Regions from separate parts of the Homo sapiens genome. Here region 2 is linked to region 1. Evidence: chromatin loops called from intact Hi-C (ENCODE). Cell type or tissue: heart right ventricle. All regions are shown on one strand. Each heading gives the region's core, and the rest is flanking DNA. Links, peaks and the distances in the headings are about the cores only.

What was found. Peaks named below come from ENCODE experiments on the same cell type or tissue, not always from the same donor. Only the 100,000 strongest peaks of a DNase experiment are listed, where the experiment ranks them.
Region 2: it touches region 1 in a loop (8-fold over the local background); 20 of 110 quality-filtered maps call a loop at or near these places.

What each region holds. Positions count from the first base shown.
Region 1 is chr2:237,471,084-237,479,408 of GRCh38, forward strand. No RefSeq gene overlaps it. Among named protein-coding and RNA genes, the nearest start is that of MLPH, 12 kb to the right of the region's middle. RefSeq lists silencers at 4,104-4,513, 4,534-4,613. In heart right ventricle, for the core only: CTCF peaks have their summits at 560 (motif pointing right) and 4,516 (motif pointing left); DNase peaks (open chromatin) are centred at 3,629 and 4,298; H3K4me3 peaks cover 1,512 bases; H3K27ac peaks cover 2,435 bases.
Region 2 is chr2:237,568,289-237,576,613 of GRCh38, forward strand. RAB17 (RAB17, member RAS oncogene family) reads right to left here. Exons shown (of 6, transcript NM_022449.4): 5 at 7,099-7,192; 6 at 6,038-6,840. The coding sequence ends at 6,731. Among named protein-coding and RNA genes, the nearest start is that of PRLH, 5.9 kb to the left of the region's middle. RefSeq lists a silencer at 3,805-3,990 and enhancers at 4,584-5,119, 6,238-6,937. In heart right ventricle, for the core only: a CTCF peak has its summit at 3,902 (motif pointing left); a DNase peak (open chromatin) is centred at 3,873; H3K27ac peaks cover 1,085 bases; H3K27me3 peaks cover 263 bases.

The DNA of each region.
Region 1 (8,325 bases), core at 141-8,140:
GCACTGAGCATGGGTGCACCTGGTGGGCTAATGCCACCTGACTTGGGAAGCCCATGCAGGCGGAGGGCTCCCCAGACCAGCAAACTTCCATCCGGATTTTACACTCAGATGTTTTGGCAGAACCATTGCTGACTCCAGCATCCAGACGTCTGAAATCATTTTTCCTGAGAAATCAAGCATAGACGTTACAAGCTTCCAAAGACCATTGGCTTGAAACCATATACCCAAATCCATGGCAAGCCATTTAGCAAAACGACGTAAACATTAGAGCATTAAATTATGCCACGTAGGTCTGTTCAGAAGAAATCTGTGATTATGCGCATCTCAGACACTATGGGAAGTCAGATGCGACCACCCGCCAGTCACTCAAGCTGATCGAGATAGAAACAGGGAGGGCTCCAGAGCAGAGCCGGGTAGATGGACACGTTCAAAACAGGGACAGTCCCCCTGCTGCAAAGCTGGTGTGCAGGCCTGGCCCTGGATGGCTCTTGTCTTGAGTGTGTGTGTTTGTGATTCTGGGTCCCTCAGCTTGCAGGGTCGGCCCCAGTAACCTGCTCTGGCCAGTAGAGGGAATCAGAGGGCCGAGGGACCAAGCCGGTAGCACAAGCAGTCCCCACCCTAGCTGGCTTGGGGAGACCTGCCTTTTAAGGCCTCCTGGGTGAACGTCCCCAGGCTCAGAAGGAAGCAGCTCCCAGGAGCCCAGTGAAGCAGCTGGAGCCACAGAGGCCTGCAGGGTCATCGGCTCCTGAAACATTGGCCCTTTGGGACGATGCTTTTTCTCTCCCTTCCTGAATGAGCCCCCTGAGAAAGCACTGAATGCGGGGTCAGACCTGTCACCATTGCCCTGAAGCCAGCTCCTGAGGATGGTCTGTTATACTCCAAGGCCAAAGGAGCCACCCGAGGGATGAGAGGGAGACCCGGCACTGAGAGCTCCACACAGCAGAGCTAGGGCTGCAGGGATGTCCCCAGGGTGAGGTGGACGTTTGGCCAGAGAGGAGAGAAGAGAAGCACAGGACTATTTATGGGTGCATTACAGACATGGGACTGTTTATGGGTATATTACAGGCACAGCACTGTTCAGGAGTTCATTACAGGCATGGGACTGTCAGGGGTGAGTTCCAGGCACAGGACTGCTCAGGGGTGCGTTCCAGGAACAGGACTGTTTATGGGTGCATTCCAGGGACGGCACTATTCAGGGGTTCATTGTAAGCATGGGACTGTTCAGGGGCCCATTCCAGACACAGACACACCTGAACAGCAGACTGTTAGGACTGCTTAGAGGCGCATTTTAGGCAGAGGTACAGGGGCCTGGGGCAGGTCTATGGTGGTGGTTAGAAGAGGGTCTCGAAGGGAAGGGTATTTGAGAGGAACTTGTCCTGGTGCATGAAGCAGCCAGGGTGGCTCTGCCCAAGGGTCTGGCGCATCATCAAATTGGGACTCAGCCATTTCTTCCCCAGGGCCACTGCAGGGACCCCAGTTGCCTGGTGGCCTTCTAGGAGAAGCAGAGAGGCACAGAGGCCAACGTCTGCTCTCAGAGAGGCCTGAGCAGGAGCCACGGCTCCACCGTCATTGTCCAATGACCTTTGTAAAGCCACTTAACTCACATTCAGCCTCCCTTGCAGTCTTTTTTTCTATCAGATGGGGATGTTAATAACAGTGCCTGTCCCCCAGGGTTGTCGTGGGGTGCAGGGCTGCACACCGTGGAAGGGCTCAATATCAGGGAGCCGTATTAGCATCATGTGGTTTTGGCTCAGTGTGCAGAAGGGGCAGGAGATTGTTGTCTGGGCCTGGGACAGAGGCTGGGCTTCACCTGGGGCCAGGGCAGGGCCCCCAACTCGCAGGGCCTTGGGTGCTGCACCCCATCCCCTGAGGAGCCCCAGGTCCCCTCCCCCACACCTGAAGATGGGCCTTTCTCTTAGAACTAGCAGGGAGGTCCAGGCCATCGCTTACACAACAGCATTTGCTGAGGCAACCACATGCAGACGTGGTCCTGGGCGCGGGGCCTACCACTGGGAACACCACCGGGCTGGGCACCCTCGGTGTGGAAGGCAAAGGGATCAAGCACTTCTTCCTCCTTGGAGGCTTCCCAGACTCCCTTTGCCTCCCAGATGGCCAGCCCAGAAGCCCACGTGGCCCAGGTGGTCAGATGGCCTGGGGTGCGGTAGAGCCTCACACCACCGGCTGCTGCTCCTTAAGATGCACTTACGATGCCCCAAAAGCCCAGCAGCCCGGGCCAGAGAGGGCTCCTGCACACTCAGAAACCCACCCGGGCAGTGTGGTGGCAGCCCCCAGCAGGACACTTGTCTGCCCCTCCCGATGCCTTGCCCGCCTTTGCCACCCTGCTCTATCCCGAACACCAGCCACTAGGGCCTGCACCAACTGCCCCTTTGGCACCAGCTTCCCAATGGGCTCAGCCAAGAGGGGCCCAGCAGGAGCCTGGGGAGCAGGAAGAGAGAAGCCTGGCATTGACCCCATCTCCCTCCCCGCCTGCAGTGGCTGCAGCTGCCCGGACCCCACAGCTCTGGGGGCACCTCTCTCAAGGCTCCACACTCCACATTCCAGACACCGAGCCCTCATGTGCCTCTCTCCGGCCCGAGGCGGCAACAGCTCTTACTGCGGCCCCTCCCCGGGGACGTCACCTGCCTTACTGTTTCCTAACTCTGCCCACACCTTTGTCAGATGTCCCCGCGGCAGCAACTCTGCCACCTCTCTCCTGCCCAGACCCTGGCTGGCAGGAGGAGGACATGCAGGGGAACCACTGGAAGCCAGGAGGAGAGAGTTTAGGCTTAGCTCCCAGGCTGGAGCCCTTCAACTACCAAGTCTCACAGCCCAATGCCCTCGCTTCAGGGTCCCGTTGGTGGAGGCAGGGCACCAGGCAGACCAGATGGGGCAAAACCCAGGCCACCGGGGCTGACGGCTGAGCGTCTAGACCTCAGACCTTAGACCCAGGTAAGGCAGCAGCACCAGGGAAGCCCTAGGGTAGGAGGTGCCCTCGGGTAGGAGGTGCTGGGTGAGAACGGTTGGTGAGAAGAAGCGCCTCCCAACCTCTCTGCAGCTTCCTCACTAAATGGCTTGGAACTCAGGATATATGTTCCCACAGCCACAGTGGCCCCAAGTTGGTCAGGCTGTCAGGCGGCTCCAGAAACCACACACCCCATGACATGAGGAAGCCACAGACAGAGACACCCAGTTTCCCACTGTTTCCTTGGAAACGGCAGGCCCAGATCCAGCTCATCCACCCCCCTACTCTCAGCTAGAAACAAAGCCTGGCAGCTTCCCCTGGCACTCCCGGCCCACCTGGTCCACCCACTGGCTGACCCCAGCCTCTGCCCTGCAACTGTGGCCAAAAATGATGCCCCTTCAGCTTGGCCCCAGAGCGGGGCAGGGGCCAGGCTTCCAGGGGTAGCTCAGGCCAGAAAGGGACGAACTGGGAGCTTGGCCTTCCCAAGCAGTAGTGCTTGCTAAGGTTAGGGTTGGGGTTGGGGATGGGGCGCAACCCTGGCTGGAGAGCCCCAGGCGGCTGTGGGTGGGTCCCTGGAGGCCTCTGCAGGCCTGGAGTTCCTGGGGCTTGGATGGGCAACGGTCCAGGGATCTTGACCTTGTATTTGAGGATGGTGGGAAATCCCAGCACTTCCGGCTCCCCGACCCCAGGGACTCCCCTAGCAGAACTCAGGGAGCAGAAAGCCCAATGGTGCAATGCGATGCAGGCCCCCCTGCAAAGTCATTCCCCAGGGGCTGACCACGCAGAGGCTTGGGCCGCCGATACGCCAGGCAGGGGCATTAAGAGTGGAGAATTTTTTTAATTTGATACTAAACACACAAAAAGGCATTCAAGTAATTTGTGGATAAAGTCTGTTGGATGGAGGGGCCCAGCGCTGGATTCCCACAACCACTTATTTATGGCTTAGTGTGGTTTGACTTTGAATCCCACAAAAGGGCGGGGAGGAGAGCGGCCCCACGGCTGCGTAGCGTTCGGGGTAAAGGTCCTAGTGGCCACTGATTCCCGGCAGCCGCTTGCTGTAACGAGGGGCTCCCGGCAACATGACGTGGGGCTGGGGGGCTCCATTTCCAAGGAAACAATGCGTGGGCGCGGGGCTCCGAGGCCCCGGGGTCCCCGGGAAGGGCTGGAGGGCCGGGGGCGCACATCTCGGGTCTCGGGGTCCGGGGACGGCAGACGCGGGGGCGCGCGGAACTGCGGCCGGGGCAGTAATCACCCCAGGGCCGCCCAGGCCGCGCCCAGAATGGCTCCGAGGCGGGGCCGGGCCGCGGGGGGCGGACGGAAGGGCCGGGGCGGCGCGGGGAGGACCCTCCCGAAGCCCAGCCGGGGCCCTGAGCTCAGAAGCCTGGGAAACGGAGGCCACGCCGGGCAGGAGCCGAGCTCGGTTTCACCGCCCCCAGCGGACCGACCGCCCCGCCTCCCAGGACCCCGAGACCCCGGACCCCGGCCCGCCCTACAAGCAGGAGCTTTGGCGGCGCGCCCGGCTGCAGCCGTCGGCCTCTGTCGCCCCCTCCCGGAGCGGAGGAGTCACGGCGGGAAACAGCCCGAAGCCGGCGGGGCCCCGAGGGGGTCCGCGCTGCCTGCCCGGGGACCCCTTTTCTTGGCAGAGAGGATACTGACATCGGTCTGGAGGCCGTACGTCAGTCCCGGGGATGTCGGGATCAGCCTTGGAGGATGCCCTCGATCTTTATCCTTTCCTATGTCCCCAGTCCCTGGCAAAAGGTAGTAGACCCAGGGGAAGGATGCAGGAAGCGAGGAAAGGAATTCCCATGCCATGAGCACCATCCTAGAGGTGTTGACACACAAACACGCGCGTGCACACAAATCCTCTAAGGTAACCACAACAACAGAACCTATGAGCCATTTGTGAATACGCCGGCACTCGGAAGTGCTGTGGACACACTCCTACTCCACCCCTGACTCACTGCGCCTGCCTCTCAGACAAGGACCCATGCCTCCCTTCAGTCCTCTCTGAAGTGGGGACCGTACTGGCATCTGCCTCATTTAGTAGCTGTGAGGATTAAATGTGGTTGAACCCGTAAACTCGCTTGAACAGCACCTGGCATTGAAAGGATTGTAGCTGGCACCCTCCTCCTCATCTTCCTCATTCAATCAGTTAGGAATGCATTCAGCTGCAAGCTCAGGAAACGCAACCGACAGTTGCCTAGATGTGCAGGTGTGTTTTTCTCCCATAACAAGGAGTTCAGAAGTCGCCTGTCAGCCTGGGAGCACAGCTCAGCGATGCGTCAGGACACTGGGCTTTCTTTCCATCCCCAATCCTCACCATCCTATTGCTGGTCTCCTCCTGGTTGCCAGATACTTGCTGTAGCTGCAGATCTCAGATTCAAGATCCAGGCAGGAAGAAGGGAGAAAGGACAGGAGGTAAAGGGCTTTCTCCTAGTAAGGGTTTCCTGTTTATTCTGGAAGGGACAGGAACCTCTTGCACTTCGATTGTCCAGAAGTGTCCATGCAGGTTATCTTCACTGCAAGGGAGGCTGGAAAATGCCTATTTTTAGTTGAAGTCCTTGCTCCTCTACCTGGAGTTAGGGTTCTGTTAGCATACGAGGGACATGGTTATTGAGTAGACAACTAACGGGACCTGCCAGTGTGCTGTTGCATGGTCTACCTAACCTCCACTCTGGAGACAGAGAAATCAGTGCCCAGTAACGCTGGAAATCTTGCCCAAGGTCACACAGCTAGTGGGTGTGACATCCCAGTCTCCTGATTCTAAGTATTAATGTTCTGTAAATCAATGACTTGACATTGATTGTTGAGGCATTTTTATGGCATTGGTTTTGAAGCACTGATGTTAATTTATGAAGCGTATTTATAATAACTGCTTTAAAATTCTTACCAGATAATTCTACCATCTGATGCATCAAAGTATCAACATCTATTTATTGTCTTTTCTCACTCGGGTGGTTTTTTTCTGGTTCTTGGTATGACAAGTGGGTTTGTATTATATTCTGGTCATTTGGTTATTATGTTCAAACATAATAAAAGATTATTACAAAACATTAAAGAATATCTCCTGTTGTAGATACTGGTTGCAGACATCTCTGACACCCAGTCTAGGCTACATGGGAGATAAAAAGAAAAGTCTAAGGAACCCACCATATTATCTTTCCTCCAGTCCTGAGGTCTCTGGCCAGTCTACCTTCTTCTACCCAACTTTCAGAGTCCTTTTATCATTGTCTGTTAAAGAATTTCCATGGTATTTAGTTTTTAGAAGGGAGGAGTAGGGAAAAGTGAGTCTACTCATTTTGTTTCAGAACCAAAATCCTAAACCCTTTTCAATAGCACATTCCAACCTACCTCTCACGAACTCCCACTAAATACCCCAAATCTACGCCAGCTCCAAGGGATTGTTTGGTCTTCTCAGGGGATGGTGCCATGTAAAGAGCTCAGCATCAGTCAGATATCCAGCAACAGAAGTAGCTAGATCAGGCTTGGTGAGATAGAGCCCACGTAGTCGGACCATATGGCCTCCCTCCTGGTCCCCTGGCATGAACATTGAGGTGACCAAGGACACAGTCTGACTCCATAGGGTAAATGACCCAGTATACCCATTCATTCAGTGTCCTTTTTGTACTAGGTGGCCTCTGGTAAGCATTGACATGAGATAGAAGATTCACATATGGCGCCTATTCCCAAGATCCCTGCACATACCTCTCTGTCTCCAGTCTTTCAACCTTATTCTCTTCCAGTTCCCTGAACAACTAGAGAAGCTTGCATTAATACCTGGACCTGCTACAGAATTTTCTCACGCTCTAAGCGTCACTCAAACCTGCCAGCCTTCCAAATCACTTCCCAAATGGATTGCAGCAGTATTCCCAAGTGAGCCATGTGCTGCCTCCAACATCCAAAGTTCCACCTAGTGCTATGTCTCTGTCCTTGTCATAGCGCCTGCAAAGAGAATAATTTGCCCTATACTTTTGAAGGTATGTCCCAGCAGACTCTACATCTTTAGTCCCCTAAGAACCTAGCCTAAGTTTTATATCCCTGGAACATCATAAGATTGGCCTCCCAATGCACATATGTCTTACCAGAGTATTCAGCATCTTTCTACTCTCCTTTTCACCAGTTCTAATCTGGAAAATATCACCATATGTTGCACCAATGTGCTTAAGGTTCCTGAGGATTATATTGTGACAGTAATCAGAGATTTGATATAGCCCTGGGACAGACAATAGAGAGAAGGTGTACTGTTGTCCTTCCCACGTAAAAGCTGTTTCAGATCTTTTCTGATGACAGCGTGATGGCTCCCCTGACTAATGTCAGCTCAGAATCTGTATCCAATCACCCTCCAAAGTATGACTGTTTCCCTTTCCCCTATGTACAGTTATCCTGGTAAATAACCATGGGCCCTTTGGGGAAAACAATGTATAATATTTATGGTATATATTGTAGTGACACTGTAAAGTCCTTCCTCGAAGGGACCTTGCTTCTCCTTTAGTCGATGGGGTCTAGGTCTATAAAAACTGGTTTAGATATGGAAACTGAATGAGGGATTGTGATTTTTCATTGCAGCATCTGATATCAGCCTTCCGTTCACCAGTCCTTGAATTATCTGTGTGCACAATCAACCAGTACCCTAATTGTCTGCTAATTTCTTGAGCCCCAAGGAATACCATAGTCTACTAGCCATCCCATAGACACTTATGTTTGGTTGCTTTTCTGGATTTTTTACCATTACAGAAATTCTGTCCACCCTACCTCTGATAGTTGAGGATCTCTATCTGAACTCTTCTATTTCAGAATCCCAGCAACCCCCATGACACTACAGAGTGTAGTTCCATGGAGTAACTTCCTACTGTTAATACCAGCTTCAGAGAACAGCCAGTATTGAGTTGCCAAAAGATGCAGACACTCCCCACACTGGTATATTTCTTATTGCTTTGGTGAAGAAAGTGTCCTCTGGGCCCTCCCAGGAAACACAGTCAAATGATAGAGTCTTTGATCTTACATAATAAATCCATTCTCACATTTCTACCTCCCTAAGCCTTCTAAGTTCCTACTCAATACTCTGCCAAGGCAAGCATAACATCTACACCTCATTTACATCATGCCCAAGCTTCGCAGTGCCATCTCAGCAGTGTATTTGAATGATTTCCAAGTATCCTTGCCAAGAAGTCAAATTCTAAGACATAGACAAGTTCCTCCAAATCAACAAACTGAATTCAATATCTCCGTGGCTTATTCAGACACATTTCTCTCTGTCGCTTGGTGACATATATTAGCCAAGACTTGCAGTTATGTTCACTAGATGCTGTTTATTCCTAGAAAAGAAACTTTATTTTCCCACTTGGGCTATACTGGGACCTGGC
Region 2 (8,325 bases), core at 283-8,282, 97 kb after region 1:
GTGAGTGCAAGCCCCTTCCCCAAGGCCCATCCTCCACCCAGCCATGTAACAGGCTTCACCAGCTCCCTCCAACCCAAAGCTTGGCCTGGACTCTTGCTGGACCCTGCCTGCAGATGCTGATCTCAGGAGCCCATCCTGACCACAGCCCTCTTGGCCATCCATGCTCAGAGGGGCCAGTGGCAAGGCCCAGACCACCTACACGGGGCTGAGTTGGGGTGACTGCACCTCCCCAGCTACAGGGGAGCCCCTCCAGCCCTGAGCCACCTCGCCAGGGTAGAGTGAGCCTGCAGGAACAGGAAGGGGGGCAAGGTCTGTTCCGAAGGCAGCAGGGGCTGGGTCAGGCCTTAAAGAGGCCACAGCCCTCAAAAAGTTAAACACGGAGTTATCAAACGACCCAACAATTCGCCCCAGGTGTAGACCCTGGAGAACTGAGGGCAGGTGCTCAGCACATCACAGCAGCGTTTACAGCAGCACCCTTCCAAGTAGCCAAAGGGTGGACATGACCTGAATGCCCATTGCCTTAGTCAGTTCGGGCTGCTCTAATAAGATAGCATAGGCACAGAGGCTCAGCCAGTAAACACTCACTCCTCACAGTTCTGGGGGCAGGAAGTCCAAGATCAAGGTGCTGGCTGATCCGACACCTTGATCCGACACCATCTTCCTGGTTGACAGACACCGTCTTCTCGTTGTATCCTCACATGGCAGAGAGCAGAAACAGGAAGCAAGCTCTCTAGCCTCTTCTTATGAGGGCACTAATTTCATCCATGAGGGTTCCACCTTCATGACCTAATCTCCTCCCAAAGACCCGATCTCCTAATACCACCATAATGGGGGGAGGATTTCAACATATAAATTTGCAGTGGCGGGGACACAAACATTTCATAACACCCATCAACAGAAGAATAGAAAAACACAGCGTGGTCTATCCATGCAATGGAATATTACTCAGCCAGGAAAAGGAATGGACCACTGATACATGCCACAACACGGATGAACCTTGGAAGCATCATGCTAAGTGAAAGAAGCCAGGCACAAGAATTCAAATGTTGTATGATTCTGTTTATATAAAAACGTTGTATGACATTGCATATTCTATGGAAGCAGATTCATGGCTGTCAGGGGATAGGGAAGAGGGGTGGGGGGATGACTGCTTAATGGATATGGGGGTTCCCTTTTGGAGGTGGTGAAACGTCTTAGAACTGGACCACGGCAGTGGCTGAAGAACAGAGTGAATGTACTAGAAGCATATTTTCAGCATCCTTCTCCCACGAATAAGGCCAGTCTCCTACATAGCCATAAAATCATCATACCTGAACAAACCGTTGTAGTAATTTCACAATATCATCTAGTTTTTAGTCTGTACTCAGAAATCCCCACATGCAGCAAGACAGTCTCCTTTTTCCCCCACCGGGCTCCAATCTGCATTCACAGTCCGTTGTTTCTCTTTGATTTCCGACCAGTTAATTTTTTATGTTGTCCTGGTGTTGAATTTTTCAAGCACCCAGATGAGTCGTCTTGGAAAATGCTCCACCTGTGTGATTTGTAAGTTGTTCCCCCAAGGTGATGTCCCTGTTCTTCCGTTCCCTGTACTTCCTGTCATCAGAGAGGGGCATCCAGGATCTTGCCTGGATTCAGGTCGCGCACTGTGGACCCAAAAACTGTGTCCTTCCCACTGCATCATATCTGACCATGGGATCCTGGGCTCCCTCTCTGACAGTGCTATTTGACCCTGTGGTAGAGACAGATCTCTTCATTGTAAGAGGTTTTTTCCCTGTGTGATCAATGTGAAATCTGTGCTGGGGCCAGGGCCCCATGGCCAAATCCTGTTTCCCAGCCAGCTTGCGGCCTGAGATGTCAGTGTCCCCTGACTACCCATGCCAGGCTCAGCTGCTGCACCACCAGTCACCCCCACACCATGGTGATTCTCTAATTCCTTCCACAGTCATTAGTTGGATTCTTCCAGAGAAGATATTTCTTTTTTTCTTTTTTTTCAGAACTTTATAATTTTTGACACTCGAATTGGCCTAAATTTGGCCAGTGGGAGTCCTAAACAGGGAATAAATTTTAAAAAAATTAAAAAGAATAGTTCTGTGAGTCAGCCACTCTGGGAAACGCAGACCCATCAGAAGAATGGGATGGGAACATACTCAAGAGGAAACAAGACAGGGCGGGCACGGTGGCTCACACCTGTAATCCCAGTACTTTGGGATGCCGAGATGGGCGGATCACTTGAGGTCAGGAGTTCGAGACCAGCCTGGTGAAGCCCCATCTCTACTAAAAATGCAAAAATTAGCCAGGTGTGGTGGCGGGCGCCTGTAGTGCCAGCTACTTGGGACTGAAGCAAGAGAATCACTTGAACTTAGGAGGCAGAGTCTGCAGTGAGCTGAGATCCCATCACTGCACTACAGCCTGGGTGACAAGAGCAAAACTCTGTCTCAAAACAAAAAAAAAAAAAAAGAGAAAGAGAGAGAGAAGAAAAGGTTAGCATCACAGGCTGGGATGGCAGGGGCTCCCAGGGCCACTCATCAACATTGCCATGCCTCCGGCATCCACCACCACCCCCCACAGGCAAACAACAGCTCACGAGAAGACCCAGGTCCGAACTCAGGCTAAGCAGGGCTGGAGCTGCTTCCCCAGCAGCAGCCTGGACAGTGGGTACATGGACCAGCTTCTCCCAGGATCTGGGGCCAGTGGGGTCCTGGACCCATTTATCCTGAATCATCTGCGACACAAATGTCTGCAGCCCTGCTGGGGCCTCTCCCTGTGTGCTTGCAGAAATAGGGCCTTCCTGCCTGCTGCCCCACCCCAGCCCCGTTTCGGGACAGGAAGATAAGGTGGTGGAGCACTGACACAGGTGAGTCTTCCACACGCAGGTGTCAGGGGCGGCGGGGGCTGTTTTCAGGAAAGCCTGCCTGTTCTTTAGGTCTCTGGGGAAAAAAAACATGCTTTCCTCCCTTTGTTGGATACACATGTGTTGAGTGCCTGGTGTGTGCCAGACAGTGTAGAGGACCCTGGGAATCCCACAGAAATCAGGACAGACAGAGGCCCTGCCCTCACTGAGGTTCTCAGCCTCACCTATGCTCACCTGGAAGGATTTAGAAATCCCTGGGCAGTCTGATGGAATCAGAACCTCTGGGTGATATGCAGCTGAGGCGCTCCATTTTTTTTTTTTTTTTTTTTGAGATGGGGTCTCATTCTGGTGCCCAGGCTGGAATGCAGTGGCTTGATCATGGCTCACTGCAGCCTCGACCCCCGAGGCCTAAGCAATCCTCCCACCTCAGCCTCCAGGGTAGCCAGGACTACAAGTGTGCACCATCATACCCAGCTAATTTTTTGTTTTGCTTTTTGTAGAAACAGGGTCTCCCTTTGTTGCCCAGGCTGGTCACAAACTCCTGGCCTCAAGTGGTCCTCCCGCTTCGGCCTCCCGAAGTGCCAGGATTACAGGCATGAGCCACCGCACCCTGCCCCGGTGTGGGGCTTTCCGAAGCTCCGCAGGTGACTCCAGCACAGGGTTGAGCCCCACCTGCCTAGTGGTGAGGGAGGAGGGGAAAGGGGCAGTCACAGTCCTGGGAGACCCAGGGTTCCAGGACCACCACAGATCTGTCCACTCTTGGGGAGGCCATGAAATGATTCCTGAAGGAGTCAAAGGACACATTTTAATAATAAATGCTGGCATAGTCACAGGAGGTCGTCAAAACAGAGGGGGAAGCAGGCAGTCAGACCTACAGGCATCCTACAAACTTCCCTTGTATTCTTCCCCTTCTATGTCATCAAGCCGCTCCTCTGCAGCTCCTCTGAGAGCCTCCTGGTTCGCCCTTCAGCAGAGCAAGCACTCCGGACGCCAGGACCGTGGGGCTTGCCTTCCACAATGCTGGAGCGCCATCTGGTGGCCACGGGCAACCTCAGCCTCCTGCCGCCCGCAAGCTGGGTCCCCACCCCGGCTGAGGGCCCGCTGCGGGGGCACAGGGCGCGAGGACACAGCCTAGCACACTAGGGACTCACACTTCATGTTCTTCATCGGCAAGGGAATCATCGCGTGAAAAATGGTCCAACTTTACTCGCAGCCGGAAACTGCAGTGTGGATAGCAATAATACAGTGTCAGATTTCACCTGTGAAATTGTCTAAGAAACGAGGACAGTCCTCGCGAAAATCAAGGGAACAGGCCCTCTAGGAAGCTATTGTTTTCTTTATTTATCCTTTAGCTTTTCTTGGAGATCATGACAGAGGTGTGTGAAATCTGCTCTGCATTTGTCTAGTAAAGATCACGTGAGGAGTTCATTTCAGGTCACACTAGCACCAGGAAAGCCAGACTCCAAGGAAGATCCAAGATGTTTCCTTGTCCCCAAGATTGAAAGCTGGATCTGCCAGGGGCCCAGTGGACCCAGGTGGCTCCTCCAGTTAGGAAAACGAAGCCAGGGATCATGAGGGAGGAGCTATTATGAAGCTGTGGTTGGAACACTGAGAAACCCAGGCTGGCAAGGAGGGGCTGTGCCCACCCTAGGCCCAATGGATGAGCAGAGGGAGCAGCCACCAGAACCTGCAGGAGGAAGAGGCCTCTTGGACAGGGGCAGTGGCTTCTGGCCAGGACACAGCCAGCCTCACCAGACAGGCCCTAGGCAATGGCTGGCCTCTGTGTCCCCTCCCCCATCCCCTGCCAGGGCTCCCCATGGTCTGGGCCCCACTGAAGGTCAAGGCCTGGCATCTCTACACAAAGTGAGTGAGAGCAGAAGGAAGCCCGGAGGAGCCGGGGAAGCCTCAGGCACAGAGCTCTTTCCCCTTCTGTGTGATGAGAAGCTCAGCGTCAAACGGGAGGTATTTTGCTTTCTCCTTCCTTGATCCTTACAGCAGCCAATACAGTGATGCCACTTTTTCCAGGTGGATAACAATGTCTTATTGTTTAAAACTTACACCTGCTTATCATAGGGACAAGGATGAAAACCAATATCACCTTCCAAAAAGTGGCCACCTTTGAAATAACCTTGCCACATCAGGTGTCCAGATAGAGACCCAACAGGAAAACATCATGTGGGGTTTACCTCCCAAAACAGGGTCTGGGTTGCTGCAGTTTGGATATTTGTCCCTTCCAAACCTCATGTTGAAATCTGACCCCCAGGGCCAGACGCAGTGGCTCATGCCCGTCATCCCTGCACTTTGGGAGGTGGAGGCGGGTGGATCACCCGAGGCCAGGAGTTGGAGACCAGCCTGGCCAACATGATGAAACCCCGTCTCTACTAAAAAATACAAAAATTAGATGGGTGTGGTGGCACGTGCCTGTAGTCCCAGCTACTCAGGAGGCTGAGGCAAGAGAATCGCTCGAACCTGGGAGGCAGAAATTGCAGTGAGCTGGGATCGTGCCAGTGCACTCCAGCCTGGATGACAGAGCGACACTCCATCTCCAAAAAAAAAAAAAAAAAAGAAGAAGAACTCTGACCCCCAGTGTGAGAGGTGGGGCCTAATGGAAGGTGTTGGGTCATGGGGGTGGGTCCCTCATAAATGGCTTGGTGCCATCCTAGCAGTAATGATGGAGCTCTTACTCCAAAGCTCCTGTAAGAGTTCCCCCAGAGCTGGTTGTTAAAAAGAGTGGGACCTCCCTGCTACCCTCTCCTACTTCCTCTCCCCGTGTGACCTCTGCACGCCAGCTCTCACTGCCTTCTGCCATGAGTGGAAGCAGCCTGGGGCCTCACCAGAAACAGATACCGGCCCTGTGCATCCTGTGCAGCCTGCAGAACCATGAGCCCAATAAACCTCTTTCTTCATAAATCACCCAGCCTCAGGTATCCCTTTATAGCAACACAAAAACAGACTCAGACATGGGTTTCTCTGTAAAGGGAGGCAGGCAGGATGAAGAAGTGTGGCCATCTGGGAATGCATCCCATCCAGAGAGCTGGGCCAGGCCCACGATAGTCACAGCCTGCCGCATGGGCCTGCTTCCTTATTTACTTAACAGGAGCCCTCCCAGAATCTATACAGAAATACCTACAACCATCCACCAGGCGCAGTGCCCTGCCTTGTCCTCAAAAACTTCTAAAAGCCAGATTGTCAAAAGCAATTTAATTTTTGGAGGAAAAACTGCATACGCAGTACAACTTATATCTCAGGCGAAATGTCTCAGAATCTTCCTGCTCATTGGACAGAAACTCAGCTTCACCACATTGCCAGCCGGGAGACCATGGAAGGGAACTGGCGCCACTGCCCCCAGCTGCCCTTCCCAGGGGCAACTTCACCAAGATGTGGAAATCCTGGGCCCACCCCACAGTCAGTCATCGCTCCATTTCTTCCTGGCACCACCACCTCCATCTGGCCTGCTCCCCAACCCCCCAGAAGCAGGTGGGCCCAGGCTCCAGGCCAGTGCCCCCATCAAGATCAGACGTAAGGCATCTTCCCACCGTCGCTGTGCTGCGGGGACTTTTCCAATCCTTCCTTCCTCTCTGTCCAGAGGCTGCCAGGCTGAGGGGGCCACCGTCCAGGTGGAACAGGCACAGGCATCGGGGAATCAGATGGTATCAGTGGGGATAGGGCACAGCACTTTCCTGGGAGCCATGTGACGCCAGATCTTCCTCTGGCAGTTCCCACTGGCTGTGGGAAGTGGTTTTCATAAAGGGGGCCAACTTCCAGGAACATCTAGGGCTCGGGAGCAACCCAGCATTGACAGTGAATCAGAATCCACCTAGAGCTGGCCATGGCCCAGGCAGGGGGTGTCTTCCCCACAGCCCCCAGGAGTGGCTGCACCTAGTGGGCGCAGCATTTGGCCTGCCTCGCGGGCCCCTTGTTCAGAGCCACAGCTGCATCCCCCCGTAGAGCCTGGCCCTCCTCGTCGCTTCTCTGCAGTAGCTCTTGGGCTGTGAACAGCAAGAGGAGGGGGCTGGCTAGGGAGGGAAGTCGCCCAGCCCAGCACAGCCCTGCAGACCAGCCACCCCAGGACCCGCCCCTCCTGTGTTTACCCTGAACCATAGAACAAGGGCCTCCTGCCCCTCCTGGTCACCATCCAGTCCCTAAAGACATTCTATGGGATACCACGTCACCAGCAACAGGGACCCAGGGAAGTTGGTCAGGGACAAGCACCTCCCCCTTGTCTGGCCCACGGGGACGTGACTCACCCACTGTATTGAACACCTCCGACACCTGGTGGTTCAGTTTGGCCGAAGTTTCCATGAACAGCAACTTCTGGCTGTCGGCAAACTCCTTCCCTTCCTGAAGGAAACAGCCACAAAATCCAGCGCTGTTTATAAGAGAGTTTCCTAAGGACACCTGGTTCACTTCCAACAGTAAGATCCGAGAAAGCTGCAGCCGTGGAGCCCGCACTCCTCCACGTTTCGTGTCCAAGTTGTGTTTCTTGGCACTCCTGAGCAGCCAGGACCAGGGAGGGGCGGGGTGTGCTCCCTGGAAGAGGCTCTTCCTCTAGCTGGCGGGGTGCGGCCTTCCTCCTCCTGCAGGGCCTGGAAAGCCAAGTCCCCACCCCCAGGTTCCCCTCCCATCATGCCTGTTGGCACCTGTGGGCTTTGATGCTGGGCAAAGAACCAACTGAGAACCCAGGAAACATGAGGCAGAGGGAGGCCCCTGGACGGCACCCACCTGGGCCCTTCTTCTGGGGAACCCTCATTTTCCAACACAGCTCTCCTCTGGGGAGAAATGGATGTCCCAGAGCAAAGGCAAACCAGAAAACAGCAGGCTTGCAACGGGTGACCAGGAGAAAGCATTCATGGGAAGGCCACAGCCTTGCCCAGGAGTCGAGGGTGGCCGAGGAATGGGGGCCTTCCTGTGCAGGCCCCTCCCCTGGCCTCCGGGACTCTCCCAGGAAGAGGAGCCTGTGGTGGATCCCAGAGGGCACAGCTCAGGCTCCTGACTGTCCAGCCAGACATGGAGCTGGCAGCAGGTGTGGCCGGCCATGCCCCCAGCTCTCGCACCATCCACCATCGTGAGTGCACTCCTCCTGTCCTGGCCCGGAGATCCCTCGGCCGGCCCTGCATTTGTCCCCACTGAGCTCCCCAGCCAGCTCCCCAGACAGACGCTCCAAACCCACCCTGGCCGCCCACTGCCCCTCCAAGCCTTGAGTAACCTCGTGCCCATGTTTTTGTGCCTGCCCAAGCACACAGCCCATGTAGTCACTCTCAGAGGGCACAGCTCTGCTGCCAGGATCCTCTCTCCCCCACCCCAACTTGCAACGAGGGCTCAGACTGACGCTGTCTCCCTTTGCTCCCCTTGCTCTCCCCCGAGATTCTCCAAAATCTTCACCCCACTTCTCCATCTCTCCACAGCCTCCATTGAAGCTGGGGCCTTTTCTCTTTGGGAGGCGCGCCCGTCGGTCTAAGCCCTGAGTTGGGTCT